Linked DNA regions of Mus musculus: regions 1, 2 and 3 are each linked to region 4. The links are chromatin loops, found by intact Hi-C in ENCODE. Cell type or tissue: heart. All regions are shown on one strand. Region 1 holds the start of Tpp2 (tripeptidyl peptidase II). Region 2 holds the start of Tex30 (testis expressed 30). Region 3 overlaps Uxs1 (UDP-glucuronate decarboxylase 1). Region 4 holds the start of Uxs1 (UDP-glucuronate decarboxylase 1).

Evidence for each region. Peaks named below come from ENCODE experiments on the same cell type or tissue, not always from the same donor. Only the 100,000 strongest peaks of a DNase experiment are listed, where the experiment ranks them.
Region 1: a loop joins it to region 4, with 6 times the contacts of the local background. A loop is called at or near these places in 12 of 42 quality-filtered maps.
Region 2: a loop joins it to region 4, with 3 times the contacts of the local background. A loop is called at or near these places in 3 of 42 quality-filtered maps.
Region 3: it touches region 4 in a loop (2.2-fold over the local background); 12 of 42 quality-filtered maps call a loop at or near these places.

The regions. Positions count from the first base shown.
Region 1 is chr1:43,930,206-43,938,205 of GRCm38, reverse strand. It overlaps Tpp2 (tripeptidyl peptidase II), which reads right to left and starts at 4,212. Exons shown (of 29, transcript NM_001310540.1): 1 at 3,953-4,212. The coding sequence starts at 4,117. In heart, no CTCF peak of the experiment used is centred here; a DNase peak (open chromatin) is centred at 4,285; H3K4me3 peaks cover 2,924 bases; H3K27ac peaks cover 1,832 bases.
Region 2 is chr1:44,098,608-44,106,607 of GRCm38, reverse strand. It overlaps Tex30 (testis expressed 30), which reads left to right and starts at 4,167. Exons shown (of 6, transcript NM_001356297.1): 1 at 4,167-4,280; 2 at 6,607-6,760. The coding sequence starts at 6,746. Poglut2 (protein O-glucosyltransferase 2) reads left to right here. Exons shown (of 10, transcript NM_023645.3): 10 at 1-62. In heart, a CTCF peak has its summit at 4,083; DNase peaks (open chromatin) are centred at 4,127 and 4,867; H3K4me3 peaks cover 2,539 bases; H3K27ac peaks cover 2,140 bases.
Region 3 is chr1:43,773,306-43,781,305 of GRCm38, reverse strand. It overlaps Uxs1 (UDP-glucuronate decarboxylase 1), which reads left to right. Exons shown (of 15, transcript NM_026430.4): 7 at 1,137-1,241; 8 at 6,430-6,489. Among named protein-coding and RNA genes, the nearest start is that of Ecrg4, 47 kb to the right of the region's middle. In heart, a CTCF peak has its summit at 4,834 (motif pointing left); a DNase peak (open chromatin) is centred at 4,995.
Region 4 is chr1:43,823,439-43,831,438 of GRCm38, reverse strand. It overlaps Uxs1 (UDP-glucuronate decarboxylase 1), which reads left to right and starts at 3,600. Exons shown (of 15, transcript NM_026430.4): 1 at 3,600-3,824. The coding sequence starts at 3,731. In heart, no CTCF peak of the experiment used is centred here; DNase peaks (open chromatin) are centred at 3,468 and 4,308; H3K4me3 peaks cover 2,641 bases; H3K27ac peaks cover 1,911 bases.

The sequences.
Region 1 (8,000 bases), 110 kb before region 4:
AGTCAGATGACAACTTGTAGGAATTGGTTCTCTCTTTCTACCATGTGGGTCATGGAGATTCAACTCACTGTCAGGATTGACAGCAACCATACTTATTCAATGAGCCAACTCAAAAGTCCTGTTCTTTTGAGAGCTAACTTTTTTCCCATTTATTACTTGAAGTCTTTTGGGATATACATATATAAAACTGTCATGAAAAACTCATCATTTTGTACATATATATATATATATATATATAGTCACATACTAGTTAAAAACTGTATTTGCATGTACATACACACACACACAAACTAGCTGGAATAAGGTATGGAAACACAAAGTCTGAAAAAAAAAAAGAAAAAAGAAAAAAATACCAAATGTCAAAAAATATCAAAAATTAACAACCACAAACTCTTTAGACTTTTCTTCAACCTAGAAAATCTGTAAGTCTTTAAAATCATAGTTAATGGCCATGACTACTGAGTCTTTTTTACCACTATGAACCTTTTCTCCCACACAAAGTATTCCCTCTATAGCCTATGCAAAGCTTTGTATTTAACATATACTCAAGGAAGAAGTGGCTCGTATAGGAGGACAGAATTTATTTTCTTGATAGGGCAAAGAAGGTACAGCTGGTGGATCCCACACCAAACTCTTTGTCCTGTCACCTTGAAAAACCGAGAGCTTTGTGGCGCACGCCTTTAGTCCCAGCACTCAGGAGGCAGTGGCAGGCAGATTTCTGAGTTCAAGGTCAGCCTGGTCTACAGAGTCAGTTCCAGGACAGCCAGGGCTACAAAGAGAAACACTGACTCGAAAAACCAAAAAAACAAAACAACCACACACCCCCCCCAAAAAAAACAAAAAAACGAGAGCATGATAGTATGAAGCTTCAAAGGGCCTGACAGGTTCAGCTATTCTTTTTCTGAACAACAATTCTTTAGTTTTTTTTAAGTATTTATACTAGAAGACTGATGATAACCAGAAGGCTCAATACCACAAATCAGGAAAAAAAGTAAGTATCAAAATCATATTAAACTAGTAAAATAAATCCTCATTATCAGTATGTGAGCAAAAACAGTAAGAGAAAAAAAAGCCAGACGGGATTTAATGGTTTATTTACCATGTACTATTTCCATAAGTTTTACTTATAAGAAGTGACCTGCACTTCACACACACACACACACACACACACACACACACGGCAAGCAAAATACATATGCTCCACTGGAGATTTTTCAAAGAGACCACAAAATTGAGGGATAGAAAAGAATGTAAAGGCAAAAACCACATGAAAATTTTGCAGTCGAGCTTTGGGATAAGTAGGAAATACAATCGGTAATAGTGGAAATATTTTCTCTGAAGCCACAGACCTTAACAGTAGAGCAGGCAAAGGGCTGAATTAAATCTGTGATGTCTTAAAAGAATGAAGCAGCAGCTTGCAAGTGACTATAGAAAACTGTTGGGCAATTTAAACACCACATGCAAACACACGTATTAGGACCTGAGACATCTGGGTACCTGGGAAAGAGAGAAATCAAATATTCAAGAGTGAAGTATAGGAGTGAAGGGTGTTGCTGAGGCTACACTCAAAGGTTAGCGTTAGTAGGGGAAGGGCCTTATAATAAAATTTGAAATTTTAGAGTTTTATTAAAAAAGCAAACTTTGAGCAAAGATGTTGATACTTGGTTTGCTCTTGATAAATAGTAGGTTTGGAAAAGCAAACCATGGATCAGTGGTGAGATTAGTAGCAGTGAGCACTGCTTCTGTATCTATATGGCTTAAACCAAATTTCATCTTGTCAGGAAACTCACTCACGATCTCAGTCAGTTTTCCTGTCATTTTCACTGCATCTCTATAACAGTCATAGTTTGCAGGACTTCATTATTCAATGGAATTGTAGCCACATACTAGGTACTTGAATGGTTGCTGAGAGAATATTAAACATTTAGGTAATTATTAATCTCCTCATGCAGTCTGTATACAGGAGTGTGCTATCACACCTGACTCTGCCCTCTACTTTGCATACACCCAGAAGCTGTGACAAAAAAGGACTTGGTCTAAGGAAGTTAAAGGAGGAGACACTGGCTGGTTTCTCCAAGTTCTCATTTGTAACCTCTAGTCCTTTACTTAGATCCCATTTGACAACTCAAATAGCCAGAAAGGCCTCCTTCTCTTTTTATTTCTATTTGCTTTTTACCTTAATGATGTACACACAGAGCTACAAAATAATTTCCTCAGGTAAGAAAAAAAAAAAAAAATCAAAGTCACCCATGTAAGTTCCTTGCTGAATTTAAACAAAAGATCATGTTTAGAATCTGAGAATAAATGCTGGATGATCTTATGTTTTCTTTTGGTTCAATGTTTTATTGACTAAATGTTAATGTTTGTGTAAATATCAAGCATATTTTCCCTTCAGACAATGACCCAACATGAACTCCTTCTGCTAGCATTTAGTGTTTATTCAGGACTTTAAAAAAAAAAAAAAGTACTTAACACTTTAGCACTGTAAAATCATGTGTGTTGGCTGCTCAATTATCAAGTAATCCTATGGGGTAAAAACTGTTACTTTACAGAAACAAAATACTCTAACCAGAACCAAAAATTCTACAAATGTCCACTGAGTAGTACTACGCCAAAATCTTCAGGATTTTCTGAACCTCTAACGCTAAGAACTAGTGAGCCACTTACCCTAGTTGTTCTCCCACACCCTACAAAAAGTAAACACACACTCCTGTGTATTGGGAAGCACTTCCACTGTGTAATAAATTCACAACGTGTCATTGCTGTTACCAAGTTTTAAACCTTAGCAATTACTATTAATAAAATAACTGTAGTCACTTGAACTTCTAATCAGAGACTCTGACACTGTGTGCTTCAGGGCTCAGGTGTGCACCAGAAAGGGGAAGAAGTAACAAACACTTGGAAGCAGGATTCCCTGAGAGTCCCAGAGTGTCCACACAGGCTTCTTTCCTATCCTTTCCAATAACCTCTAACATGTACGTCAATTACCTTCCCATCCATTTATGTCAATTATTAGGCAGCACAATGAGAAAACTAAAGATTGGAGGAAACAAATCAAGGGCTAGGAGGAGAGGAATTAGTATCCCTCTTTTGTGAGGAACAAGGATAAGATGGTATCAATGTGATCTAATCTATCTATTTGATAAACTGACCACGGACCGAAAAGAGGGTAAATAAACTCTAGTTTTAGTCAGATAAGCTCTTCAACAAAGGTTAGAGAGTACTTATGAGGGGGTTTTAGTAAGAGGCTATTTAAACACAGAATACATTTTATTCAGGCATTTTTTTTTAACATCAGTAAGGTCCCTGCTCTTAAAGACTTCTAACTTGAATAAAGGAAATGAAGTCATTTTTAGGAAGTCGTAATCAAAGTATGTTCTCTCGTTTAAAATGCACATTTTATAAGGCCTGAAAAGTTCGCCCGAAACAAATTAGTCGGGCCCTTTGAAAAAAAAAAAAAAAAAAAGACTAACCCAAAAGATTTCAAGGACCCTGAACAAACACCAGCAAATAACTTAAAAATAGAACAAAAGTATCAGAAGAAACCATTCCGGAAGCGGACTGGGTCGAATTCTGGGAACTCACTTTGCTGGCCTTGCCAAAACGAGTATCTCTTAAACATCACTAAGGATCTCTTCAAGGCTGTTACCCCTATCGTTGGTGCCCCCCACGCTCCCGCGCCCTCCCAGACCTATAAAACTGTAAAATTTTCCCATGCCGAGGTCGGGTGCGGACCCTGAAGAGGTGTGGGGCCTGGAACGCCCAGGCTGACCAGCAAAGCTTCCCCGCGGCCCCCGATCCCGAACAGCCACGCTGACCACACCGCTTTTGTGTGGACAGGGAACAGGGCCTGGAGGTCTCCCAGAGCTGTCCGGGCCGCCCCGGCCCGTCCGGTCCCCGCCTTGTTCCAGGCTCGGCCCTCTGGGCTACGGGCCCTTGGGCGCCGCCTCACCTGCATGCCCGGGGCCCCGGGATCGACCCCTGTGTCCAGGACGGCGATGAGCACCCCGCGCCCGTCATACTCCGGGTAGCGGCACAGGAAGGAGGAGGCCCCGGTCTCCTTCTTTGGTAGAAGACCGTGGAAAGGAAAGGGCTCCTCGGTCGCGGCGGTGGCCATGGACGCAAGCTGGAGGACAGACGAGGAAGAGGCAAACTGCCAGGCAGCGCGCGGACGAGCGGCGCGAGGACACCCGGCTACCGCGGGACGGAGGTGGGGAAGGGGCGGAGCCTGGCCACCAGTACCCAATCGTGTGCGGTCAGAGGTGTCTAGCCAATCATACGCTTCAACGTAAGCTAACGGCGCCGCTACGAGTCACGACGAGGGAATGTTACCCAGGCTGCAGAGCTGGAACGGAGTGTGCGCTGCTGCGGATGACAACGCACTGGAGGGAGGTTCTTGCCTTCCGAGCTGTCACTCTCCGTGAGAAGCAGCGAGAGGAACGGGCTGTCTGCCTGAGGCGTGGGATCCTCGCGACGCCGCCGAGGTTGGCTTAACCCGCTGCGGACCGGAAGCCTGTAAAGTCGAGCGCGGAAGTCTCAGATTTAGCGGCCCGGCCTTTCTGGCAGGGTGAGGTGCTGTTTAGTCAACAGGAAGTGGGTTGTCGGCTGTTTTGTCGCCAGAGTCCCCAAAGCAAAACACGTGACAGAAATGAGCTCCCTCCTGTCTTCGTGGCTTACTTACCCTTGGCATCCGGAATTTCAGAAAAATACCTGCCTTTTCTCCAGTGAAGTTCCTCTTTGTAACACAGTTACCGAGCCATAGTTTGCGGGGTTTTTTTCCCATTAGGATGCACAGTGACAGCAATCGTAAATGGCATTTGAAATTTAAACTACACAGATTATCCAGTAACAAAGGTTGCCAACATTCATAATTAAGAATATTGTGGGGGTGAATTAATATTTTCCTATTTGTGACAAATCTACTCTGTACCAGTGAGAGATTCTGCACGTTTTTTCAGTGTGTAGCCTGCCTGGAGGCCTCTGAAATACTGAGCACCGAACCACAGCCATAAGTGTGGTAATTCTTCTCTTTAGTGGCAGCGACTGCTGTGTCTACTCCAAAAGTCCCAGCAGCAAGAAGGCGCCCAGAGTAATCTTAATTATCCCATTGACAAACTCAAGACACCTTACCACAGAGATGTCTTTAAATGCATAAGATGAAATATATAGGATTATACAGGAAGTAGACGGTTGAAAGAATTATAACAACTTAATTTTTGTTGTATTGCAATAGTTTCATATATGTAAGTAATTACATGTGTGCTCTTTTTAAAATTAAATAACAGAGCCATCGTCAAGTCTAATAACTAATGTTATTTTTAAATTGGAAAACAATTGTAAATGGCATTTGAATATATCTAAACTACACACTTTAATAACAAAGGTTGCCTGTGTTCATAATTAAGAACATGTGGAGGATGAAAATAATTTTTTCCTATTCAATCATGGGCCCTGTGCATTTCTATGGTCTCCAGTTTAAGAGGCAGGTTCCTAGAATCCCGTGTATGCCATTTGTTTCAAACCACAGCATTTCCATTGACTCCTCATACTTTGCTCTATGAGCAAATATATTAAAATATATTAAATTGTAACTTGAAAGAATTTCTTGGGATCAGAATGTTAATTTTTTCTTTTGGATTAAGTTAACTTACAATTACAAAGTTGATGAAAACAATGAGTAAATCTTAAGATTAAAATGAACAAAAAATGGGATGGGAGGGAAGGGAGGAAAGAAAAGGCAGCTTTTCCCTAGAAGTTTGATGAGAATTAGACATATTTCCATTTATAACAGGCTATTCTAGGGCTGGAGAGATGCCTCAGCGGATAAAAGCACTGACTGCTCTTCTGAAGGTCCTGAGTTCAATTCCCAGCATCCACATGGTGGCTCACAACCATCTGTAATGGGATCTGATACCCTCTTTTGGTGTGTCTGAAGACAGCTACAGTGTACTCCTATACATAAAATAAATAAATCTTAAAAAAAAAAACCAGGCTATTCTAGTTATAAGTATAAGATTCCCACGTGTATGTCTCTTATAAAATCAGAGCCATCAGCTGCTACCCTTTGGAGCAAACCCCCTATCTCATCCCCCTGGCCCCCTGCTTATATGAGCGAGTTCCCCCACCCATCCACCAACCCACTCACACCTTACTGATCTAGCATTCCCCTACACTGGGGCATGGAACCACCACAGGACCAAGGGTCTTCCCTCCATGTATGCTAGATAAGGCATATATGCTCTGCTACATATGCAGCTGGAGCCATGGGTCCTTTCATGTGTACTCTGGTTGGTGCTTTAGTTCCTGGGAGCTCTGGGGGGGAAGGGGGGGGTGTCTTGTTGGTTGATTTTGTTGTTCTTCCAGTGGGGTTGCAAACCCCTTCAGGTCCTTCAGTCCTCCCCCTAACTCTTCCATTAGGGTTCCTTGCTCAGTCTGATGGTTGGCTGCAAGCATCCTCATCTGCTTGTTAAAGCTCTGGCACAGCCTCTCAGGAGACAGCCATACCAGACTCCTGTCAGCAAATGCTTCTTTGCATCAGCAATAGTGTCTGGGTTTGGTGTCTCCTGATGGGATGGACCAATAGGTGGGGCAGTCTCTGGATGACCTTTCCTTCAGTCTCTGATCCACTCTTTTTTTTTTTTTTTTTTTGGTTTTTTCGAGACAGGGTTTCTCTGTATAGCCCTGGCTGTCCTGGAACTCACCCTGTAGACCAGGCTGGCCTCGAACTCAGAAATCCGCCTGCCTCTGCCTCCCGAGTGTTGGGATCAAAGGCGTGCGCCACCACGCCCGGCTCTGATCCACTCTTGTCCCTGCATTTCCTTTAGACAGAATCAATTCTGGGTTAATATTTATGAGGTAGGTGCAGGCCTACCTCTAGATATGTTCTCTACAGGTTCTCTGTCCTCTTTCTTGGGTATTTTAGCTAAAGTCATCCCCGTTGGGTCCTGGGAGCCTCTTGCTTTCCTGGCATCTGGGACTTTCTAGTGGCTCCCCCCAGTTCCCCATTCCCTATTGCTACACTGCTCCATTCAATTTCCTGAATTCTCTTCTGTCTCCTCCCACACCTGATCTCTTTTTTCTTCATCCCTCTTCTCTCCCTGCTTCTACCTCCCATGATTATTTTGTTCCATCTTCTAAGCAGGACTGAAGCACCCACACTTTAGTCTTCTTGGGCTTCATATGAGCTGTGAGTCATATGGTGGGTATTCCTAACTTTTTTCCTAATATCCACTTATCAGTGAGTACATACTGTGTGTGGTTTTTTGTTTTGTTTTGTTTTGTTTTGTTTGTTGTTGTTGTTTTGTGACTGGGTTACCTCACTCAGAATGTTATTTTCTAGATCTACCCATTTGCCTAAGAATTTCATAAAGTCATTGTTTTTAATAACTGAGTAGTACCCCATTGTGTAATTGTACCACATTTTCTATATCCATTCCTCAGTTGAAGGACATCTGGGTCATTTCCAGCTTCTGGCTATTATTAAATAAGGCTGCTATGAACATAGTTTAGCATGTGTCCTTGTTATATGTTGGAGCATCTTTTTTTGGGTATATGCCCAGGAATGATATATCTGGGTCCTTAAGTGGTATTCTGTCCAATTTTCTCAGGAACCACCGGACTGATTTCCAGAGTGGTTGTACAAGCTTGCAATCCCACCACATCCTTGCGAGCATCTAATGTCACCTGAGTTTCTGATCTTAGCTATTCTGACTGGTCTGAGGTGGAATCTCATGGTTGTTTTGATTTGCATTGAGATTTCTCAGTTGAGAAATATTTGTTTTGCTCTGTACCCCATTTTTAGTGTGGTTACTTGGGTCTCTAGAGTCTAACTTACTGAGTTCTTTTTATATATTTGATATTAGCCCTCTATTGGATGTAGGGTTGGTCAAGATATTTTCCCAATCTGTAGGTTGCCTTTTTTTCCCCAATTGACAGTGTCCTTTGCCTTACAGAAGCTTTTCAATTCTTTGAGATCCCATTTGTCTACAGTTGATCTTAGA
Region 2 (8,000 bases), 280 kb before region 4:
GGAATAACTACTCATTGAGTCTCAGTCAAACCTCATTCTAATAAAACATGCTAGAGCTGCCTTTATCTGGCCTCTGCCTCTGTTGGTAGTCAAACCTATTACCACTTATTACAAATCCTGTCACCGCCCACCCAATGCTCGTTTCCCTCCGGCCCTGGTATTTGTTTTTCCCTTTTTCTGGAAGTCAGGATCGACTCTACTTTCTCTAGCTCCTTTCAGGAATGTAACACCTCTGATTCTTTATATTATGTAGTCGCCATACTTTGCAGTAGTTCCCTGTAGACTCTCCCCTAATCCTCAGTCCTTAAGCATCTTGATTACAAAGATGATTCTTTTGGGGTCTAACAGGTTTCCCTGATTGTGGAAGGGACAACAAATTTTAATGGGTCAATAAAATGACAATTAGCTTGAAAATGCAATTAAAGAACTAGCTAGGGGCCAGGCATGCTAGTCCATGAGTCCCACCACTGAAGTTTCTCCTCCAGTTAGATAAAGCTCACACACAACAGTCAACCTACTTTACTCCAAGTTCACTGATTTTAATGTTAATCTCTTTGAAAAATACCCTGACTGAAACATCCAAGATGTTTGACCTTATGTTGGGGATGGCCCAACCAAGTGAACCATTACTAATGGGGATTCATACAATAAATGTTGAACACATAATATGCATTCAGTTATATAATACCAAGCTCCAATAAAAGAGCTTTAAATAGCCACTGGTTGGGTTTTTTTGGTTTTGTTTTGTTTTGTTTTGTTTTTCAGATATCTACTGGAACTGTTCATATTTTCTTTTTCTGTTTTTGTTGCATTCATTTACAGTGAATTGTACTAATGACGTTTTAATTTTGAAGCAATGTAAAAAGCCATGCAAATTACGTATTATTTATTTGGTCATGGCTGAATTGTTATAGTAATTGATTCAGACATTCACTGTTTTGTTTTTGGTTTTGGTTTTTTGCAAGTTTTACTTCTTCAGAATTTTATGCAATGTGGTCATTTAATAACTTATGTTGTATTTTTCTTTTTCTTTCTTTCTTTTTTTTTTCTTTGACATGGTCTTACTAGGTAATCGTGGTTGACCTGGAACTCTCTATGTAGAGCAGTCTGGCTTCAAACTCATAGAGTTCTACCTGCCCCTGCCTTCTGAGTGCTGGGATTAAAGGAGTAGACCACCATACCAGGCCTTGATTTAGGACATTTTAAACTACAACCCAAATCTGGCCCACCATCCATGTTTGTACAACCTTGAGACTAAGAATAATATTAGCATTTTAAGTGGTTGAAATCATCAGTACACATATGTCTTAGTCAGGGTTTCAATTCCTGCACAAACATCATGACCAAGAAGCAAGTTGGGGAGGAAAGGATTTATTCGGCTTACACTTCGGCTTACACTTCCATACTGCTGTTCATCACCAAGGAAGTCAGGACTGGAACTCAAAAAGTCAGGAAGCAGGAGTTGATGCAGAGGCCATGGAGGGATGTTCCTTACTGGCTTGCTTCCCCTGGCTTGCTTAGCCTGCTCTCTTATAGAACCAAGACTACCAGCCCAGAGATGGTCCCACCCACAAAGGGCCTTTCCCCCTTGATCACTAATTGAGAAAATACCCCACAGCTGGATCTCATGGAGGTACTTCCCCAACTGAAGCTCCTTTCTCTGTGATAACCCCAGCCTGCATCAAGTTGACACATAAAACCAGCCAGTACAACATAGAACTCAAATTTTGGTTCATAAATAACGGTTTTATATTAGTTTCCTATTACTATCCTATTCCTATAAGTATCACATACTTAGTCCTCTAAAACAATAAAAATGTGTTGTTACAATCCTAGAAGTCACAATCTGAAATGTTTCCCTGGGTTAATTAATATTAAGACATTTAGCAGGGCTGAATCCTTCTGATGTATGGGGTGGGGGTTTCCTAGCCTCTTTTTTTTCTTCTTCTTCTAATGGGGCATTCTTAACATTTCTTGCCTTGAGAACCCTCTCTCCATCTTCCTAGCCTTCAGCTTAATCTCTTAAAATCTCCCTCTGCTTCTCTCTCAAAAGCACCACTGTCTTATCTGAACACTGTAGCAATATGATTCACAATAAGCCAAATGTTCACAAACTAGTAAACGGATACATAAAACTGTTTAATAGGATTCAGTGATAGGAATTATTTGAGAAGAAGAAGCAGGGTACACTTACACATTCCAAGTGCAAGGTGACAGATCAAAGATCTCATTCTGTGACTCCATTCAATAGTCACAAATCATATTGGTGGGTGTCTGGTGTGAAAGGTAAGAGAGGGAATGGTAAGTTTCCTCTAGAAATGATAAGATGCCCTTAGAATTTGATGATAGCTGCAAATGAGTGTACAATTACTGGAAATTGAAACTTAGGACAGGTAAATAAAGCATAGAAAAGGTATCAGACCTGAGCTGGCAATGTGTTAGTGGTAGAGCGGACAGTGGCAGTACGGACTCCATTAAGGGACAGATCACACCATAAGCACACCCACGTCTAGAGGTCACCTTGATTATGTCATTGGTTGGTTAGTCGGGTTTGTTGTTTTCATGTTTTTCTGCAGGAATCTTGTGAATGATACAATGTAAACTGTTTCCATTCTTGCAAGAATTGGTGACCATAAACTGTTTCATGGTATGTTCACTGTCTACTCAGAGTATGTACCATTCCTATGCTCATAAAAATAACTCCAAAATTCCATTTGTTGGCTCCGTTTTTTGTTTTGTTTTGTTTTTGTCTGTCTTTTTAAAAATCACTTGCTCATTTGCCATAAAAAGGCCTGTTTCTGGTCTGGGCTGCTTTTATTCTCCTACTACTGAGGAGAGTTTAAGTCTTGTCTGGCTGTAAGAGTAAAATTTTTCCCTTGCAACATCTCAGTGTTGGCTCCTGGTTTTTGACACTGTAACACACTCAAGAACCCAAAGAAGAGAGGAGAGAGTCTGGGGAAGAAAACGGGCAGAGGAGGGAAAGAAGGAAGACAGGTTAACAGACAATAAGGAAGTGTTAATTTAAAAATGTTAAGACTGTAACTTGAGAAAGCACTTGTCATAAATGGCTTTCCCTTAGTTGTTTCTTAATATGTACTGTGTCAGAAGAGGGCAGGTAACCAAGTGCATAAGGGGGATTTAATTCATTTAGTAAACATTTGCCACGTGTTATCCTAATCAGGAGAGTCAGTCAAATAAATACACACACACACACACACACACACACACACACACACACACTCCTTAAGGAAAAAGACAAAAAGGACATGTAGATGAAGTCCTAAGTAAAAGCTGCAATCTGAGGAACTGGAAGAGTCAAACCTCTGCAGTTGGGCTTGCTTGGTAGGTTTGGGGTGAAGTGGCAAAGCCCCTGAAAGAACAGGAGGAAATTCTGATTATTTGGCTCTAAAGAGGAAGGTACGAAGTCTTTGGGTGGGACTGAGTGGATGGGTCCTATATACCCTCAGGGTTATCCAAATGAAGTGATGGGCACAAGGATGCTAGCAACCCACCCTTCTGATGACCGGTAGACAAAGCAGGCAATGGTAATGTGGGAGGCTTAACCTAGCCTGGCGCACAGGGAATTACGAGGTCAAGTCGCCAAAAAATAAAAATACTTTAGGTGAATGGATAGATAGATGATTGATAAATGAGAGAGAGAGAGAGAGAGAGAGAGAGAGAGAGAGGAGAGAGAGAGAGAGAGAGAGAGAGAGAGAGAGAGAGAGAGAGAGAGAGAGAGAGAGAGAGAGAGAGAGAGAGAGAGAGAGAGAGAGAGAGAGAGAGAGAGAGAATGAGAGAATTTTAAGTGCAAGATTTTGTTTTGGGCCGCATGCATAGCTGTCCTATGCCCGCGAGGTACTGAATCGTACCCGCCTGAAATGCAAAGGGATAAAGAATTCACGGCGGGATGTGAGGAAAGAAGTTGTCAGGGTTGACTCCGTGTCTTCCGATGGGCTGATCAGACCGGAAGAAGCCAAGGCAGCGACAAGAAAATCCTTTCCCGCGCTCGGCTCGGCGGTCCCAGCATACAGACTCCGGCTTCAGGAGTCCAGCCTCCAGGCGCCCGCGAGGGGCGTGGCCGAGCTAAAAGCCGGCAGAAAACTCTCTTTCCCGGCGAGCCTCGCGGCGCGCCCCACGAGCCCCGGGCGAAGCCTGCGTGCGCCAGCGCAGTAGCGGGCCGCGCTGACGGGGGCGGCGAGGCGGTCGCTTCGAGCGTGTTAGTTCGCTCCCTGAAGAGAGTGAGGGCGGTTGGGCGCTGGCGGTCACTCGTGCGTTCGCTGGTAAGCGCGGCGGCGGGAAGTGGAGGCAGCGGTGGTGAGGCCGGCCGGCAGCTCCTCGGGGGCTGCTGCTCTCCTCCGCCCGAGGCGTCCGTGGAAGCCAAGCGCTCCCGGCCGGCAGCCGCCGACGGTCTGTTTTGCCGAGGAGGGTGGACACGGGTTTAGGACGACGGGCAGGTGGAGCCGGGCCGCGGCGACTCTCACGAGCTGTTGGGGGTGACGGGAGCTAAGCCTCCTCCCAGACGGGCCCGGGACGCGCGCGTTCGTTAAGCGAATAAACGACGGTTCCCGTCGACCTCTAACCTCGGGTTTGGAATTTTTTTTTTTTTTTTTTTTTTTTGGTCGTATGGTTGGTCGACCCCGGCGATCCTAGAACTCACAGTTTTGTTCGCGCGGTGACAGCCTAGGTAGTGCTGCAGACGGAACAGACAGTGAGTAAATGTTTATTTTTTTTTAAACTGGAAGTCGGGTGGCCGTGGCGTTTGGGGAGCTTAGTGGAAGCTAACTACCAGAAAATAACTACCTTGTGAGTGTGAGTAGCCCCTCCCCCCTAAACTGTTGGCTTGATTGTCCAGGACGTTTGAACCCCGTACCGCATCAGCTATATTTGTTTTGTGTCACAGTCGTCACCTTGTTTCTACCGGGTTGGTGGGTTGGTGCAGTGTTCTCCCTCTGCTGTGGGGCGACACTGAGGCTGAGCCAGGCTTCCGTCCTCCCTTATCTAAAGCGTGGGGGGGGGGGGGGGGGCGGAGATAACAGTCGCTTCGAGCGCTTACCATATGGGACGTTTTCGGTGTTGCTGAAGCAGTCTAGAACAAGTTCATAATGAAGTCTGGAGGAAAGCCGTTTTCCTTAAAATCACAGGTTAGTCTGGAAGAGCTTCCCAGGTTGATATTAACTTAAAAACATGTATCTAAGTGTACTGTTTTTCTGAAATCCCATTAAAGTGACAGGAAAGAGTTCTTTATGGGGTTGGTTGGTTGTTTTGTGTTTAGTTTTGTTATTGTTTGTTTTGTTCTGTTTTTGAGACAGGGTCTTGCCCAGTCTGGTCTCAAATTTGCAGATTCTCCTTTCTGCCTTTCAAATCCTGAGATTATAGTCAGGCCCCACCCAACCTGGCTTTTGCGAGGGTGGGGGGGTAGTCACTGGGAAAGACACCTTGGAGATATTAACAGTTGAATAATGAACTCTTAAAAAGCAGTGGTTAAACCAACGGGGGGGGGGGGAATCTATAAAACTAGTCTGAATTAATAAAAGCCTTCAGATCACACAAAAACTGGCAGTTCTTGATATATTTGGAACTGGAAGGGGAAGTGCATTGATGTGGATAGAGGTGCAAGACTAATATGTTAGTTTAAGTCTTTTTAAGGAGCAGTAGGGTATTTCCATTAGTTTCCCCATTTCACTCTCTTGAGTGATTGTGTTCCCCAAGTTTAAAAGACTAGAAAGAGCACAGAGGAGAAAGAAGAGAAGAAAAAAGAAAAAAATTAGAGGCTTATTTTGACAAAGGTTTTTTTTTTTAAATATATTCTTCGAATCTTTTGCGCTTTGAACCATGTTACTGTTACCTACTGAATAAACAAATGTCCATGCACATGGATGATAATGGAAATTCTCGTGCCAGTGATATGCTGAAAAATGAAAGCTCTCACAATAAAAGGGGATCTCAGAAATTATAGTAGCTCTCAGTGCTTCCAGCCCTTCAGGTCAGTTGTGACTTAGACTGCGCTCCAGGCTTTAATTTGGCTTTAAGTTTTCTCAGACTATCTTCATTATAGGATTCTGGCTGAAAATGAAAAAAAAAATCCCGGGATAGATTTTCTCTGTGGTTCAGGGTGAAAAATCAGTTCGAAATTTCTAGAAATCTGCCATAGCTTAACTCAAAAGTAGAAGTTTGAAATGTTTTGGTAGCCAAACCCAGAGTCGATAGGATCACATGACAAGGACTATTGTTATATGAAGGAGAGAAAAATGGAATGATTGATTTAATAGCTTCAGGGAAAATAATTAAAAATTGTTGAGATTGTATCAAAAAAGGAATAACAAAGGAACTTATTTAGTAGAAATTAAGTTGGGCTGGTTAAGAATGGAGATTCTTATAAATATATTCCAAATATATTTTTAAAAGGTATAGCATCTTGTTTTGGAATGAACTACTTTAAGGTGTCTGTGTCAAAGTATCAAATTTGCTTTGTCTTATATAATATCTGCCAGCTCCTGTAATTAGTTTTGAGTGCTCATAAAAATCTTGAAAGTAATATGTGGTTGAGTAATGACTATGTACAGAGATACCAGTGTGTAAAAGAGTTTCTAATTGTGTCTATTTCAGATTTTGAATGTGCACATTCCTAGTTTGGGGTCATATCCTTGTCTGACAACTCACCTTTTACAACAGAATCTGCTTTTCAGAGAGATGCCCTTTGCTTCTCAGATGTAGTGCACCTTACGCTTATTTTTCAACAGTGAAAATGAGTCATACAGAGGTAAGCTATGGTCATATCCTCAGTATCTTCTGGTCAACTTTGGGAGGTAGGAGAATGGGTTAAATCATCATTTCTGTATAATAGCCTTGCTTTCAGTTTGCACAGTAGAGGCAGTACAGACTTAGAATTGTAAAGATTCCAGAACAAGAACCTGACTTTTCATTCTTAGCTAATAGCTATGTAGCCTTGAGCAAATTAATCTGCTATGCTGTATCTGTAAAGTAGGAATAATAGTAATTGCCTCATAGAATTATAAGGAATGCTTACATGAGTTAATATATTAGCACTTAAAGCACATGACAGTATTTCTTTTTTTTTTAATTAGGTATTTTCCTCATTTACATTTCCAGTGCTATCCCAAAAGTCCCCCATACCCTCCCCCCACTCCCCTACCCATCCACTCCCACTTTTTGGCCCTGGCGTTCCCCTGTATTGGGGCATATAAAGTTTGCAAGTCCAATGGGCCTCTCTTTCCAGAGATGGCTGACTAGGCCATCTTTTGATACATATGCAGCTAGAGTCAAGAGCTCCGGGGTACTGGTTAGTTCATAATGTTGTTCCACCTATAGGGTTGCAGATCCCTTTAGCTCCTTGGGTATTTTCTCTAGCTCCTCCATTGGGGGCTCTGTGATCCATCCAATAGCTGACTATGAGCATCCACTTACGTGTTTGCTAGGCCCCGGCATAGTCTCACAAGAGACAGCTATATCAGGGTCCTTTCAGCAAAATCTTGCTAGTGTGTGCAATGGTGTCAGCGTTTGGAGGCTGACTATGGGATGGATCCCTGGATATGGCAGTCTCTAGATGGTCCATCCTTTTGTCTCAGCTCCAAACTTTGTTTGTTTTGTTTTGTTTATTTTTGACAGTATTTCTTTTCTTTTAATTAATTTATTTTTTTACACTCCATATTTTATTCCCTCCCCCATCTACCCTCCGACTGTTCTACATCCTATACCTTCCCCCCACACATACACACATAGATGTCCCCACCCCACCTGACCTCTAAACTCCCTGGGGCCTCCAGTCTCTTGATGGTTAGGTGCATCATCTCTGAATGAACACAGACCCAGAAGCCCTCTGATGTATGTGCATTGGGGGCCTCATATCAGCTGGTGTATGCTGTCTGTTTGGTGGTACAGTATGTGAAGGTGGTGGTCTGTTTAGAGGTCCTGCTGGTAATCCTACAGGGCCGCCCTTCTCCTCAGCTTCTTTCAGCCTTTATCTAATCCAACAGGGGTCA
Region 3 (8,000 bases), 50 kb after region 4:
AGTTTCACATACAAATTGGCATCAGGGTGAGCCTTGAAGAAAGATGGGCTGGAGTGACAGGAAGGAGGGCAGCTTCATGACTTCAGTTTGATGTCAGAGAAATGCTTTGGGCTCAAAAGATACACTCTCCCTCTTAGTTCCCCGGGCACCACCCTCTTAAGACATGGTTTTACACAGCCCAGGCTAACTTTAATTTTTTTTCTGTAACTGAGGTACAACTGATAATCCAGGTCTTTGAGAGTTAACAGGCAGGAGGATCAGAAGTTCAAGGTCCTGAGCTACCCTAGACTCTGTAACAAACAAACAAACAAACACCTTCCACAGACAGACAAGCAAACCAAACATCAAATTTATAATGAATCTGAGATATTTCTGGCAGTGCTTGCCCATGTGTCACTGTGTAGCCTCACTGTAGCCTTGATCTGAACACACAGCATGCAGATTGCTTTGCGGTGCCAGCCATGCCAGCTCATGCTCAGAACAGACAGTATTGTATGTTATGATCTGTTTCTTTTACTATTCAGTTTCTGCTTTTACACTATAATATTTTCTATCTCCAGTGCAGAGCTATAAAATATTATGGGGTTATAATAGGATGTTTGATTTTAAGAATTGCTAGATGGGTTACTGTGTATATATAGTTATATATTTATGCAAATAGTTCTATATACTTACACATCTGTAAATATATAATGTATATTTAAGTACATTTTGACTTAGAGTCAAGCCAGATTTTCTAAAATTTTCTGAAATTTCCTAAGCACACTTTACTGTTTGTACTACACATTTACATGAAGTGATACTCTCAGCATTGCAGTCAGAATGTCCATCAATTCTGTAAATTCAGTATTCACAATAGCAATATTCAGTACATAAGCACATTCATCTTAGATTTGCTTTCATTTTCAGTAAAGGCTATAATTATACATGATTTATTTGTGATTTACTGTTAATGTTTGCTTTGTTTGAAGTTGTTAAGAATGTGATTGGTTTTCAAACATAACTATATTAGCAAGTAGAATTTCAGCGTAAGGTAAACTGGCACAGTTGCTTTACACGGTAGTATCCAAGGGCTCATGATTTAGAAGCAAAAACCATTTTCTTACAAATGACATTCTTTCTTTTGTTTCCTTTAGTTGACCAGATATATCATCTGGCATCTCCAGCCTCCCCACCAAACTACATGTACAACCCCATCAAGACACTGAAGACTAATACAATTGGAACACTAAACATGTTGGGTCAGTAAGTTGTCCTTTTTCTTTTTTTCTTTTCTTTTCTCTTTGTGGAAATATTTTAAGAGATTTCAAAAGTGCATAGTAGTGGGACCTTCCACCTATAATGCATATTCCAAGACTCCTGTGATTCCCTAAAATGAGACGGTACCAAATCCTGTGATGTCTTTAGCATTAGCACTTGAACTGTGTGTACTTAGCTTTTATACTAGTAGAGCTAGTATGTCTCTCTTTTTCTTTTATATCTACTCCAATATGAAATTAATTCTTACTATAGATCTTTTCACCCTCAGAATTATTATTTTTCTCTCTTGAGTTGGGAGCATCTACTTTTTAATCTGAAGAGAGCACTTTCTGGCTTCTTGTTGATTTGAGTCACAGAGAGTCACTGCTCTGGGGCCTTTGGGATATTAACACGTTCTTAACATACACATGATTCTTTTGATGCCATTACAGTCAGTCCTTGATATGACAGTGACTAATAAGTGGGTAATGTATACCACAAGAATATGTCTGACAAAGGGACAAATGGGTAAGTCATATCATGGACATTATAAAGCAGGATGGCACAAGTTAATTATGTTCTTCATAACAGTGCGCAGATACCAACTGTTTTGATGATTTTTTTAATTTAAGATTTTTGGATTGACATTGAGTATCTTACATTGGTAATTGGAACTTGCTCAGTCCTATGGCTGGCTCAGTCCTATGGTCTGCTGGCTTGATTATGGTATTTGCACCCTCCTCTACCCCTTTGTGGGTACTGTTCAGTAGTTTCACAGTATGGCTTTTTGACATGGGGAAGGCACCTTTCTTTCCTGAATTGTAGTAACCAGTCTTTCATGGATGGCTCTTGTCAGTTTCCAGGGAGTGGGACAGGTACTTAATTCAAGGACCAGCTTGCTTTCCTTTTCTTTGTCTCTGAAGCTGGTCACCAGTGTCTAGGATTATTGGGAGACGAGCAGAGGAGTGCTGGTGGCCCTGGTCCAGAAATGGGTAGTGTGGCCTTGTACCTAGGAAGATAAACTGATATACCTGGGAGGGGTCAGGAGAGATGGGGGCTGCATGGGAGTTTTGGAGACTGAATTCCTGCTCCCACTAACCTGAGGATTCACGTTAGAATTAGGAGGTGAAGGGGAAGTATGAAGAAAGGTGGCCACATGCAGAGTCACATACTAGATCATGAGGAGGTGACGGGGAAGTATGAAGAAAGGTGGCCACGTGCAGAGTCACATACTAGATCGTGAGGAGGTGACGGAGAAGTATGAAGAAAGGTGGCCACGTGCAGAGTCACATACTAGATCGTGAGGAGGTGACGGAGAAGTATGAAGAAAGGTGGCCACGTGCAGAGTCACATACTAGATCATGAGGAGGTGACGGAGAAGTATGAAGAAAGGTGGCCACGTGCAGAGTCACATACTAGATCATGAGGAGGTGACGGGGAAGTATGAAGAAAGGTGGCCACGTGCAGAGTCACATACTAGATCATGAGGAGGTGACGGAGAAGTATGAAGAAAGGTGGCCACGTGCAGAGTCACATACTAGATCATGAGGAGGTGACGGAGAAGTATGAAGAAAGGTGGCCACGTGCAGAGTCACATACTAGATCGTGAGGAGGTGACGGAGAAGTATGAAGAAAGGTGGCCACGTGCAGAGTCACATACTAGATCGTGAGGAGGTGACGGAGAAGTATGAAGAAAGGTGGCCACGTGCAGAGTCACATACTAGATCGTGAGGAGGTGACGGAGAAGTATGAAGAAAGGTGACCACGTGCAGAGTCACATACTAGATCGTGAGGAGGTGACGGAGAAGTATGAAGAAAGGTGGCCACGTGCAGAGTCACATACTAGATCGTGAGGAGGTGACGGAGAAGTATGAAGAAAGGTGGCCACGTGCAGAGTCACATACTAGATCGTGAGGAGGTGACGGAGAAGTATGAAGAAAGGTGGCCACGTGCAGAGTCACATACTAGATCATGAGGAGGTGACGGAGAAGTATGAAGAAAGGTGACCACGTGCAGAGTCACATACTAGATCGTGAGGAGGTGACGGAGAAGTATGAAGAAAGGTGGCCACGTGCAGAGTCACATACTAGATCGTGAGGAGGTGACGGAGAAGTATGAAGAAAGGTGGCCACGTGCAGAGTCACATACTAGATCATGAGGAGGTGACGGAGAAGTATGAAGAAAGGTGGCCACGTGCAGAGTCACATACTAGATCATGAGGAGGTGACGGAGAAGTATGAAGAAAGGTGGCCACGTGCAGAGTCACATACTAGATCATGAGGAGGTGACGGAGAATTATGAAGAAAGTTGGCCACGTGCAGAGTCACATACTAGATCATGAGGAGGTGACGGGGAAGTATGAAGAAAGGTGGCCACGTGCAGAGTCACATACTAGATCATGAGGAGGTGACGGAGAAGTATGAAGAAAGGTGGCCACGTGCAGAGTCACATACTAGATCGTGAGTCTGGGATGATGACTTAGGACCTTACGTTTAGTTTAGACTTATTCGTGTTTTGGTGATTTGCAAAGTGGAAGGAAGAAGCCACATTTTAATGTTGGGTGGGAAAAATAGGACTTAATAGAAATGTTTAAAACAGGTTGTATGGATAGATCTGGAAACAGCCCTAATCTTAATTTGGGCAAAGCATGAACCAAGGGTCTGCAAGGGCTGGAGGTTGGTTTCAAGTCTCATCGTGGGCTGAATGTTTTGGAGAATTTTTTAGCTAAGATTTGCAGGGGAACAGAAGCAGTGTGGCATAATTAGACAAATAGAAAGGTCTATGAGTAGACTCTGATTACAGAGACCAAGCATCCTCACCATTTGCCTTTGGCACACTGGAGACCCAGGAAAGCCTGTGGTATAGTACATAGCCCCGAGAACTGGAGAATATTGACATTTCCAACCTTGGCCTCTGTCTTAGATTTTCTATTTCTGTGATGAAACACCATGACCAAAAGCAAGTTGGGAAGGAATGATTTTATTTGGCTTGTGTAGAAACTCAAACTGAACAGGAATCTAGAGTCAGGAGCTGATGAAGAGGCCATGGAGGGGTGCTGTTTGCTGGCTTGCTCTCCATGGCGTATTTAATCTGCTTTCTTATAGAATCCAGGATCACCAGCCCAGTGGTGGCACCATCCACAATGGACTGGCCCCACCCATCAGTCAGTAAGACAATCTGACTGGAGTGATGATTGGGTCAGGCTCACAGGGCCATTGTGGCATCTCATCTAGCTGTACCATTGGGGTGCTGTGTGGAGGGGAGAGAGCAGGATCTCTCCTTTGTGCATTTAAATTTGCATAGACAATTATCTCAAAATCAAAAGGGTTTAAAACAAACAAACAAAAAAAGAAGAAAAAGCAAAACAAAACAAAAAAACCCCTCAGGATCTTTCATTGCAGCTGCTCTGTAAGACTCCACAGTGATAGGACACCATAGTTGGTGTCCAGGAGGTAGTCTGCCAATTCCATCTGGTACAACCTCAGGATGGCATTTTCTTCTTAAACACATGGGAGTGGGCAGTCTCTGTCCTCATCTTCAGAGCATCCCCTGCTCTCACTCTTTGAATAATTCCTTTCAGTTTGTTTCTGAAAGGTACTGCCATCCAGTGTCTATAACATGATGGTGAAGCTGCCCGTTCTGTCTCAGTCTCCCCTGCCTCCCCCCCGTTTCGTTCTTGACATCCATCTTAGAGGCTTCCTGCTTCCTTCCCTAGCTGCTCTGACAGCTCACACCCCTGGCTCTCTTCCACTGTTGCCCTTCATCCTACTCCCCCAGCACTGGCCTCAGGCCATGGATGCCTGTTCTGTCCCACTTGGCTGTACTTCTTGGGCAGCAGTGTTGACTTGTGTTCCATGTCAGGGCCAGATCCTCTCATGGTCCTGGTGTGCAGTCATGGGGTACAGTGGGGTGTATCAGAGTTAAGTGAAGGTGATGGGCTTCTTCACTATATGTTGGAACTCTGGGAAAAGTCTGGAGGGCTTTCCATGTTTGCTTGAGCCCACACTTAGTAACGGTCTAGTTGTTCGTATGTGGGTGTTGAGTGTAGGAAAGTGGTTTGGGGCAGGATTGGGCATTATAGTGGCTGCATTCTAGAAGGTGCCTGTATGCAGAACCTGGAAGACAGAAGAAGGATACAGGTAGTTGCCCAGGCAGGGTATGCAGAAGAGGTGATAGGTGTGCCATTTGGGAAGGCAGGATGAGAAGCAGCTGGGAGAGCTTATCTTGCTAGTTAACCTGCCAGTGTAGTTACTTAATAAAATTCGGGGAAGCCACAGAAGATGATTCAGAGGAAACAGTTTTCCAAAATAGCAGGATTGATGTGCATATGAACTCAGAGAGACTGCTGTGCCAGCACGCACAGGGCCTGCATAGGTTCAAGACAGACAGGATCCCAGCACTGAGCTCCCACCCCAACCAGGACGCTAATTGACATCTGATTGCAAAGGAAAAAATTACTCTTCTCCAGTTGGTTCTCACTGGATGGTTATATTAACCACGTTTAAGGGTAGACCCAAAGCCCTACAGAGAAGGTCAATACAAATTTAACTCAGTGGTATTTTTGTAGACTTTTTGTTTAATATTTTAAGCATTTTATGTTCTACGTGTCTTTTGCTTGGGTATTATTTCCAATTTTCTGTTCATATTGGTTTTGTTTCTGTGTGAATATCTGTGTTTTTTTTCTTTTTTAGATTCTGGTTTGTTTGCTTTTCATTTGCTTGCGTTATTTTTTAAAGACACAGAGAAACAGTTGGATAGATGGGAAGGGTGGGGAAGAGCTGGGGGGAGTTAGGGGAAGGGAACTGTGATCAGAATATATTGCATGAATAAAAATTGTTTTTCAATTAAAAAAATCATATGAGGTAGCTAGCATTTTGGGGGGCATAGAGTCTGTGCAAAGCTCCTTGGAGTCACACTGTGCTCAACAGAGTCTGGATCTGGCCCTGTATGCAGCTACCATATCTCACTTAAATATTATTCGTCGCAAGGGTTCATTTACAGTTTTCTTGTTGGTGTTTTTTTGTTTTTGTTTTTTCCCCCACATGTTCTGTGGCAGGTGCACTAGGAGTAGATAATTTGGTAGATACTAAGGCACTTCCAGGACTAAAACATTGCTTAAATTGGCCACACACACACATGTGCCTGCCTGTGTAAACTGACAGTTTCCCTTATGATTTACACTTTCTACAGGATTGGCAAAGCGCGTGGGTGCCCGTCTGCTCTTGGCCTCCACTTCCGAGGTATATGGAGGTGAGTGATGGAGCCCCTGAAAGAAGCCCACCAAGCCATGGGACTGTTTGTATAATGTTGTAGGCAAGAGGGAACCAGAGTTCAGGATTCAACTTAGAGGACCCAGCCTGTTGACACAGCCTCTTTTTTTTACTGCTACTCTGAGGCCTGAGTCAGGTCAACTATCTAATAATGATGAGGTTTTTATGATTCCATAGAGGTGGACTTTTCCTATTTGCTCTGAAAGCATCTCGGAGATTACCAACATGAAGTTGCTTTTGTCCCTTTTGCTGGTACAATTCTTCAGCATGAGCAGTGAACACGGTGACCTGGGAGCTAGCTAGTGACATGTGCTCATTTCCTCACCTGTTACAGAAAGAATCCTGAAAGAACCAGGAAAGGTAGTGCCAGTCAACTCCAGGTTACATTTACCTACTCACCACCATCATGATGCCTCCCGAGCTATTCAGTACCCAGGAGCTTGGCGTGGATTTGTAGTTCATGTTTGGTTTGTACACCATCCAAACTCCAGCTGGCTGCAGGGTACAGTGAGGAGCCAGACCCTGACGTGATGTCCTTTTTTTCTCTTTGTACATTATTCTTCTGGACAAGGGAAGTGAGGATGTTGAGATGTAAAATTGGAAGAGATCACTTTTGAAGTAAGTTTGCCATGTAGGAAAACAATACAGCAACACAAATTGTACAGAAACTAGTTGTAAGTGCCATGACAGTGTAACACAGCCTCTTCTTTGAGGTTCTTGGCAATTGAAATGGCAAAGCAGGTGCCCCAGCCCGCACCGTGTTCACTGTCTAAAAGGCCCAGTGACAGCTTTGCTTCCTTGTCAGCATTCATTTGTATATTCTGTAAGAGCTGTCGTCTTTAGGAGTTTTAAGTAATGAGGGTGGTCCAGTTGACTCCTGTGGTTTGGCACTTTCTGCATGAGTGCTGCTAGAACATTTGGGTTTTGTGAAGCATCTGCCTTCCCTTGCAGCATCACAAAATGCTTATGAGGAGGGTAAGTATTGGAAAACTTTTTCTTGTTTTATTTTGTCTTTTAAAACTGAATGCAGCACAGGCTGGCCTCCAGTTTGCTATATAACCTAGGTTGGCTTCCACTTGTGGTCCCCTGCCTCAGCCTTCCAAGTTCTGAGACTATAGATGCTCACTGACACACCAGACTTCTGAGATAACTTTTACTAGACCTTTATGTATGTGGACACATACAGATGCTCACTGATAAAAGCATGAATACATATAGGTTTTCCATGTGCGGGGAGGTGCACATGTATTTGTAATGGGCAGAGAGTGACTTTGGAGTCTGGTTCACCTGTGTCTAGAGCTCACTAAATATGATAGGGCAGCTGGCCAGCAGATCCCAGGAATCTCCAGACTCTGCCGCCTCAGCGCTGAGGTTACAAACTGGGCGCCACTATGCTGAGCCTTCTTTCTTTTTGTTGGTTTTGGGGATAGAGCTTAGGTCCTTGTGATCGCAAAGTGAATACGTTATGGAGTCAGCGTCTCAATCCTGGCC
Region 4 (8,000 bases):
TCCAAGTACCTTCTTTAGAGTGGTCATAAATTCCCGTAGTCTGTTTTAGCATGGAAAGCTTTTGTTTTTCCTTCAGCTGTGACAGCTTTACTGGATACAGTATTGATGTCTGGCTTGGAGATGTTCTCTTCCAGAACACCACTCCAAGTCCTTCTGGCTTTTTAAGGATCCTTGACTAATCTGCTGTTCTTCTGATATGCTCTCCTTGATATGACCATATATATGACTTGATGTTTCTTTCTTCCTGCTTCAATACAATTTCTCTGTTCTGCATATTTAGTGTTCTCGTTATACTATGATAGAAGAGCTGTCTTTTGGTTTCTGTTTGGTGTTCTGAAGAACCTGTCCTGTATCTGGACTGGCATCTCTTGTACTGGACAAGTTATGATGCTTTTGAAAGTGGTTTCATTCTTCATTGAAACAGTTGATGAACGACTTCCTGGATAGACCATCTTAATTCACACACCATTTCTTAAATGAATGTAACCTGTTCCCTGCAGGTTGAGAATGTGACAGTCACTCAAGTCAAATAGCTTTGACCATAACAGGAAATCTGTATCCAAACAATCATACCTACAATTCATTCCTTGGCGCAGCAGAACTGTCAACTCTTAGCTTAGCTTAGCTACTATGGAGGTAAAATCCTTTGCTGACGAGAGGGACACTGAAGTACAGCCTGAATACAGTGAGCTCCAATAACTAAAAATTGTTCTTATTTTGGGTTTGTACCATAGTAAGAGCCAAGATTTTAAAGCTCTACTAAAAACAAAACAAACAAAAAGACTTTATCTATGTTCATTTAATAACACGTCCATCATTTTTATGATTGGTATAAAATACATATTGTGTTGACTATAATAAAAATTAGTCAATTAAGAAAAGAAAGAAGGTGGTTTCTATGCCTTTAAAATCAGATTTTTCTATTTCTTTTATGTGTCTAAGTCATGGACTTTGGCATGGGTTGCTGGCACAGTTCAACAAGTTAGAATGGAAAGTGTGCTCTTCCCCTCTTTTCCCTGAGAATTTCCCCAGCTTAGGAGGCCAACACAGATGCCTCTCCTACAGTTGAGCTCTCAGTGGCCACTTCCTTTCAGCATTTTGATCATTTGGAAGACTCTGTGGTTACTGCACCATGGCCAGGATGCCTGCTGCTTTTGTCCCTACAAGGGTTCTTGGATTGAAGTAAGGGCCTTGGGCTTGTACAAGAGACACTTTTACTGCCTGAGTTCTCTCTCTGACCCGTCCATTGTGTACTTATGTTGCATTTTTTCAATGCTTGAGGACCATGTAGGGAATGCTACCTTATCTTAGTATTATTTATATATGCTATTGAAAAGATGCTGTTTGACGTTCCCCATTTTCATTGCAAATTTTCCGCAGGCCAACGTTGATTCAGGAATAGCTTCTTTTAGCATGTGAATGAAGTAAGACCTTGTGCTTTCTAGAGCTGCTGTCTCGCTGAATTACTCTGCTTCTGCTGAGTCCTGCATATTAAACTGGGTCCTCTGTGCTTTAATATGAACAAATTGATATCCTTGCATGGAGTCTTCTGCTTTTATCTCCCTCCAGACTCTATGTTTCATTCTGCTGAGATGTTTTAGTTATTTCCCACTGACATTAAGCAACGCCCCCCCCCCATCCACAAACACACACACACACACACACACACACACACAACCCAGCTGGATCTGCACACCACCTTCTAAAGCAGATTCTGCCACCACATCATTAACTCTTCCTTTGCCTTATGCTGGTCACCTGCAAGCACAGGAAGTATGATAGTAAAGTACCTACTCTTGTATGTGTCCACATACATGTTGTCTTTCAAAATTATCACCTTAAAATGAACAATCTGCTGTTCTTCCCACATGCTCTCTTTTATATATGACTTGATGTTTCTTACTATGTTATAAGCTGTATAGTTGTATGGTGATTCCCTCCCTCCATTTGACTCAGTTCAGTACCATCTCCTTCCCCTGTCTATGCCCTTGACTATGTGTCTTTGTCAATGGAGACAAACAGGGAAGAACATGAGGAGAGAGACTATTTTATGGAGGTTTTTCATGTTTCAGCAGCTTGCTTCTTTGGAGCTCTCGTAGTAATTATAATCCAGTTGCACTCCAGAAAACCCCATCAGAGCAGATATACCTACCCAGCTCCACAGCCCCTAGTGCACAGGGAATATCATTCAACTCCATTTCCTTTCCTGGATGCACTTAAGATATACACCATAGATCTGTACAATGTTACAGACAAAAGGGTATGCATTTATTATGACAATTTCCTGACAGATGGATGGAAGGTATCTTAAGGAAAGAGGACTTTTCTGATTCTATCAAATACCCTAAGGCCTAGCAGAACATGTGTTTCTGAAGACTCTTTGTATGCATTCCCTTAGGATATAGCTTGACAGGTACAATACAGTACTGGGTGATACAGTCCAAAATCAACTGATTAATTCACCATTTCCTATCACTATTGCTCAAAGCAAAGTTTTATGGGTCACTTTTAGGAACCTCTGTGTTCTACACTATTAATGTAGTTACTTTTGACAAGAGTCTGCCTATTTGATAGGATGTGGAGCTTTTGCTCTAAATTGTCCTTTCAATGGATAGTTTTTAGTTCTTAAAACTCACCAGAAAATTCCTGAATTGGAAATGACTTACAGATGGAGACATGAAAATCCAGAGTCACAGTCTCCGGTCTATGTTCTTCCCTCCTTAACCATGCAGACATCCCAACATTACAGTACACTCATACAATCTGAAGATGGCAACCCTTTCTTCATAGGTCTTCAAGCAGCCCTCATGTTTCTATCTTTTATCAGGGTTGTTATGAATGTGAAACTGTCTGCCAACACTGAGTCTCATTAATATTCAAACATCTGAGAGGAAAAGTACCTCAGATCTCATTGTGCTATGCTTAAGGAGAAGACATAACCAGAGCATTCTGTCTCGCTTTTGGTAACTATGATCAGGCAAAGTGTCTGTTGTTCTGAAATTATTCCCATACACTTTGTACCAGAAATGATCCCTGCTCATTTCTGCTGTTCCCACTGCAGTGTGGTTTGTCCTAAATTCCAACGATTAACAACCTCTTCATGATAATATACCCTTCATCTTTAAAATAAAGAAAATGAAGAGAAGTGTTGTCGATTCACCGGCGCGTTTGGGATTTATCACTTTCCTGCCTTGCAAAAAGAACAGCTAAGAAGGCAACTTACTAGCCCCGCACTCATAGAAACTCAACTGTTCACTGTCAAGACACACCAATTACAGCAAACCAGTTCTTCATCTCCAACAGCGCGAGGCCACAGCCCAGCCGGCCGTGTAGGACTAAGAACGCGCAAGCGCCCTGCAAGTTGCAGGCGAACTTCCGAGATCCGCGCCAAACGTCGAACGCTACCCCAGCAGCGAAAAGGGGGCAAGCACACTGGGCTGCGCATGCGCGCTCCGAGCCACCCACTGTGCCCACCCATCCCTGGTTGATTGACACCATCCTGAAAACTCAGGGATTACACTGCGCTTGCGGGGAAAAGGAGGATGAGGGCGGGGCACGGCTGTGGGCGGAGCCGGAGGCCGGGACCCAGCCGCGCGAGCGCAGTGGTTTAGCCGGCAGGAAGCCGGGCGCGCGGGGGTGGGGCTGGTGCACGGGGGCGGGGCTCGGGCCGCCGCGCATTGTGCTGCGGCTGGCCGGCGCGGCAGGCCCCGGACCCGAGCGGTTCCCGGGCATGGTGAGCAAGGGGCTGTTGCGCCTTGTCTCTTCAGTCAACCGCAGGAGGATGAAGCTTCTGCTCGGCATCGCGCTGTTCGCCTACGCCGCCTGTGAGTGCGTGCGCGGTGGGCGGGAGCCCATTCATTCCCGCGCGGCGGGGAGCGGGCGCTGCGGCCGAGCAGCAGGCTGTTCAGGGCCGGGGACCGGTTCACAGCTTCCACGAGGCTGAACTTGTGCTGTGGAGCCGCTGGCCGCTTTGCTTGCTGCCCGCTTCCGCGTAGGCCCGGCGTCGGACCGGTGGCCGGTGTTGGGGCCTTTGCCCGGGACGCGGTGGACACGTTCCCCGAGCTGTAGACACTGCGGACTCGGCCAACCTCGCAGCGCCCGCCAGCTCGTACTGACCCGAACCGCTGTGCTGTGCTGTCCACAGCACCCAGGGTTAGGGTTAGGGTGAACCTGGAGAGTGCGGCGCGGGGACATCCTTGGGGACGGTGCTGGTTAAGTAGGATAAAAATATTATAGCTATTGGCAGGGTCCCTGCTCCGACTGTTTGCTCCGCAGGAAAATTACTCAGCAGCTGAGTGTTGCCATTCTCCGTGGATGCCCTGTGTGGCCATGCTCTGATATCCTGTCTCACACTCCCCGCTCCCCACTCTCCTCCCGCGCCACCAGGTACTCCTCCAGCGTGTCGCGGAAGGAGGCACAGCATAGGGGGCAGGCGGGGCGGGTGTCAATTGGATCCTTAGCCTGTTTATCTTGAGGGGCCCTCAGCTTCTCAGAGAAGGCAAAGTCTAGTTTTTTGGTGTTTGTTTGTTTGTTTTTGCTCTGTGCAACTGGATATAACAGCTATTACTACTTTACCAAGTACCAAAATTGGGCTAAAAATAGCTCTCAGAGTGAGTGAGCTCCTTCTGAATCCTGGCCACCCAGGCAAACATACTCGAATGAAAACTGCTAAGTGATTGAGTTTCCAGGGTCTGATTCCCAGGTGAGTAGGTACTTTGGAACGTGGGTTCAACTGATGGGATGATGGTGTTAGTAGGATGCAGACTGGCTGCTACAGCTCAGCTGTTGCAAGAGGAGGAGGAGGAGGAGGAGGAGGAGGAGGAGGAGGAGGAGGAGGAGGAGGAGCAGGAGGAGGAGGAGCAGCAGCAGCAGCAGCAGCAGCAGCAGCAGCAGCAGCAGCCAGGAAGCTCTGGAAAGGCTTCTGGTTGCTAGGAGAAGTTTTAGATCTGGGTGGCTTGGTAGATTTGATTGGTTTCAGCAAGGAAGGAAGAATTAACTTCAAGTGTGGTCTGTATTGAAGAAGATGATTATTCAAGAAAAAGACCCCTTACAGCTGAGTAATTATTACTGTTTTATTAGTAATGCCTAAGTTAGCTGAGTGCTTAACTGTATGTATAGGTATGATCCTTATCCTGCCAGGGGTAATACAGGTAAATATGAATAGTAATAGTGTTTTATGGGTGAGAAAATTAAAAGCATGAGGGATTAGCACCTTTATCAATCTTAGAGGGCCAAGATTCATTCCAGCCCGAAAGGCAGTGATCTGGGTCTAGAAGTCAGGTCTCTGGATAGCAATTTCAGGGCTGATTTACTTAGGGAGGGATACCGAAGTGAGGCATAGGTGTTTAGAATTGATAATAGGGAATTTATGAAGCTATAGCAAGAGTTTTCATTTGACCATCATGTTTCTCTCAGTTGTTAACATTGTCAGTTGTAGACAGTGGTAACAGGGCACAGCATGAAGTGCAGAAACATCAGGGTTTTGCCTTGATGGTACAGAACATAGACCCAGTAGTTCAGCACACTCTTGAGTGCATCAGAGTCATCCAGTAGGGTTTTAAAACAGTTTGTTCTGTGTTCAGCGGTTCTGGGATGTGGCCTGATAATTTCCATTTTCAATAGCTTGGTTTATCGAGTAGTTTCTTGTTTGTCTTTTATTTATATTTGTTTCACTCTGTAGTCTGGGGTGGCTTCAGAGTCTCAGCAACCCAGAAGTCCTTCTGAGGGAGACAGCGCTTTGAGAACCATTTGCTTGGAAAGAGAAGGTCCTGAGTCCAGTACTCATGTCAAAAAAAGGTTAAGTTTACAAACTGATGTGGTGGGAGGGGATGGGTTAGAAATCAAGTGTGTTGGATTCCCTGAGAAGCCAGGATGTGAGCTGAGAATGAAGGATATGTAGGGGTTAACAGGAGAGAATGCTCCAGAAAGAGCAGCACTTGCGGAGGTCCTTTGGCACTGAAGATCAAATAGTAGTAGTCTAGTAATGCATGGAAGAGCAGTGTTCTGGGAGTGTCAGATCGCAGCACAACAATGATGCTACCCAGGCAGGCAAGGACTAGAGCAGGCAGCTCAGAGAATGGGTGTTGAGTATACTGTGAGGATTTAAAGGCTGGTTGGAGACAATATTAGTAATGAGAGGTAGCAGTAAGTCTGAGCTGCTTTGCCACGAAAATGTTACAGAGCTGCTGATTGGTCATAATAGGATGCTGGAAATGTAGTCTGGTGGCACCTGTGATTTCTCTTTAAATAAAATACCTTTTATTATTTGACAAATTCACATGTAAACAATGTTTCATATACACCCCAACTCACCCTTTCCTCTCCTCTAGATACCCCAAGCCCCTTCTTTTTTGTTGTTAGTAACCCACTGAGTTCATTCAATGCTGACCCATCTTGTTGACTTGATCTTGCGTAGGTAACTGCAGCTGCAGGGAGTTCATGGTTACAGTGGTTGTGTTGTTTCCTAAAGACAGTGTTTCACAGTGCTCCTCCCCACCCTTCAGCCCTTTGGTTGGCCTCCTGTTCTCTAATATATTGCCTGATGATAGAGACTTGTTTAGAGCTGAGCACTTGGAGGGACTGATTGTCTGCACAGTGACAGATCTTTTTTTTTTTTTTTTTTTTTAAGATTTATTTATATATGTGAGTACACTGTTGCACCTTTCAGGCACACCAGAAGAGGGCATCAGATCCCATTACAGATGGTTGTGAGCCACCATGTGGTTGCTGGGAATTGAACTCAGGACCCCTAGAAGAGCAGTCAGTGCTCTTAACTGCTGAGCCAGAGAGAAGCTACTCTGGCCAAGGTCGAGGGCAACACTAACCTGTGGGTCTGAGCATACATATTTAGAAGCAATTGGACAACGTGCTTTCTTAGCAGAGCAGTACCACACACAGTATTAGGAGCCTGCTTCTGAGCCATGGCCTTTTAACCAAGTTTATAGCACTAGGTCTGAATCCAGTCTTGTGGGGCAGGCTTCAAACCAATCCAGGGCAGTTGGGTTGCTCTCTATAAGTTTTGTGACCTTGCAACACTGACACATCTTACATGGAAGGTTGGTATTATAGCATGAGGGTTTCTTGCAAGGATACCATCTATGAGCCTGTGTAACACCCTTTGCCACTATGAAATGTAGTTAACAGGGAGGATGGTTTCGTTTTTGGTGTTTTTTTTTTTTTTTTTTTTTTTTTTTTTTGTGAGACAGGGTTTCTCTGTATAGCCCTGGCTGTCCTGGAACTCACACTGTAGACCAGGCTGGCCTACGAACTCAGAAATCCACCTGCCTCTGCCTCCCAAGTGCTGGGATTAAAGGCATGTGCCATCAGGGAATGGTGGGGGGATGGCTTCACATCATTTCCAGCTTGATTTCTCTATGTTCTGCAGCCAAAGCATGTTGTCTTTAGCAGTGAAGTTTTATTATCTAGTTCTGATATGCCTGCGTTTTTCTAATCTCTGTTTCTCCTTACTAATAATCCTATCCTTCTGTTAAAATAGAACTTGATGTTACCTCTGTGTAACAATATACAAATACTCCCAATTATAACACCATCATCTTTAGTCTGCTTTCTATAACTGTTTTTTTTCTTCCAGCAGAGCTCAAGTTGTCTGCGTCGTCATCTTTTCCCAGCCTTCGCTCTTGCTGTAGTAGATGTGTTGTCCTTGCTCTCATGCAGCTTATGTGTCAGGGTAGTTCATGTATGTCACCCTAGGCTGACTTAGCATTGCACTTTAATTCTTTTCCTAGCCTTTGCATCAGGCCATGTAGTTCTTAAGGCAGTGCACATTGAAAGAGCCCCGTAACTCCCTAAGGGAATGAATTGAAATTCACTGCAACCTTCCATGTAGCTGGCACAGGTTCAGAATGCTTGCCCATAGTGCTTTTGGTTTTTGGCCTGGATAGAATTGAAAAAGATCTGATAAGTTTTTGCAAGGCTTGTAGTCAGATAATCTCTGCAAGGTGTGTTAGTCAACAGCCTCATCTGCTGTCATCCTCCTGCAC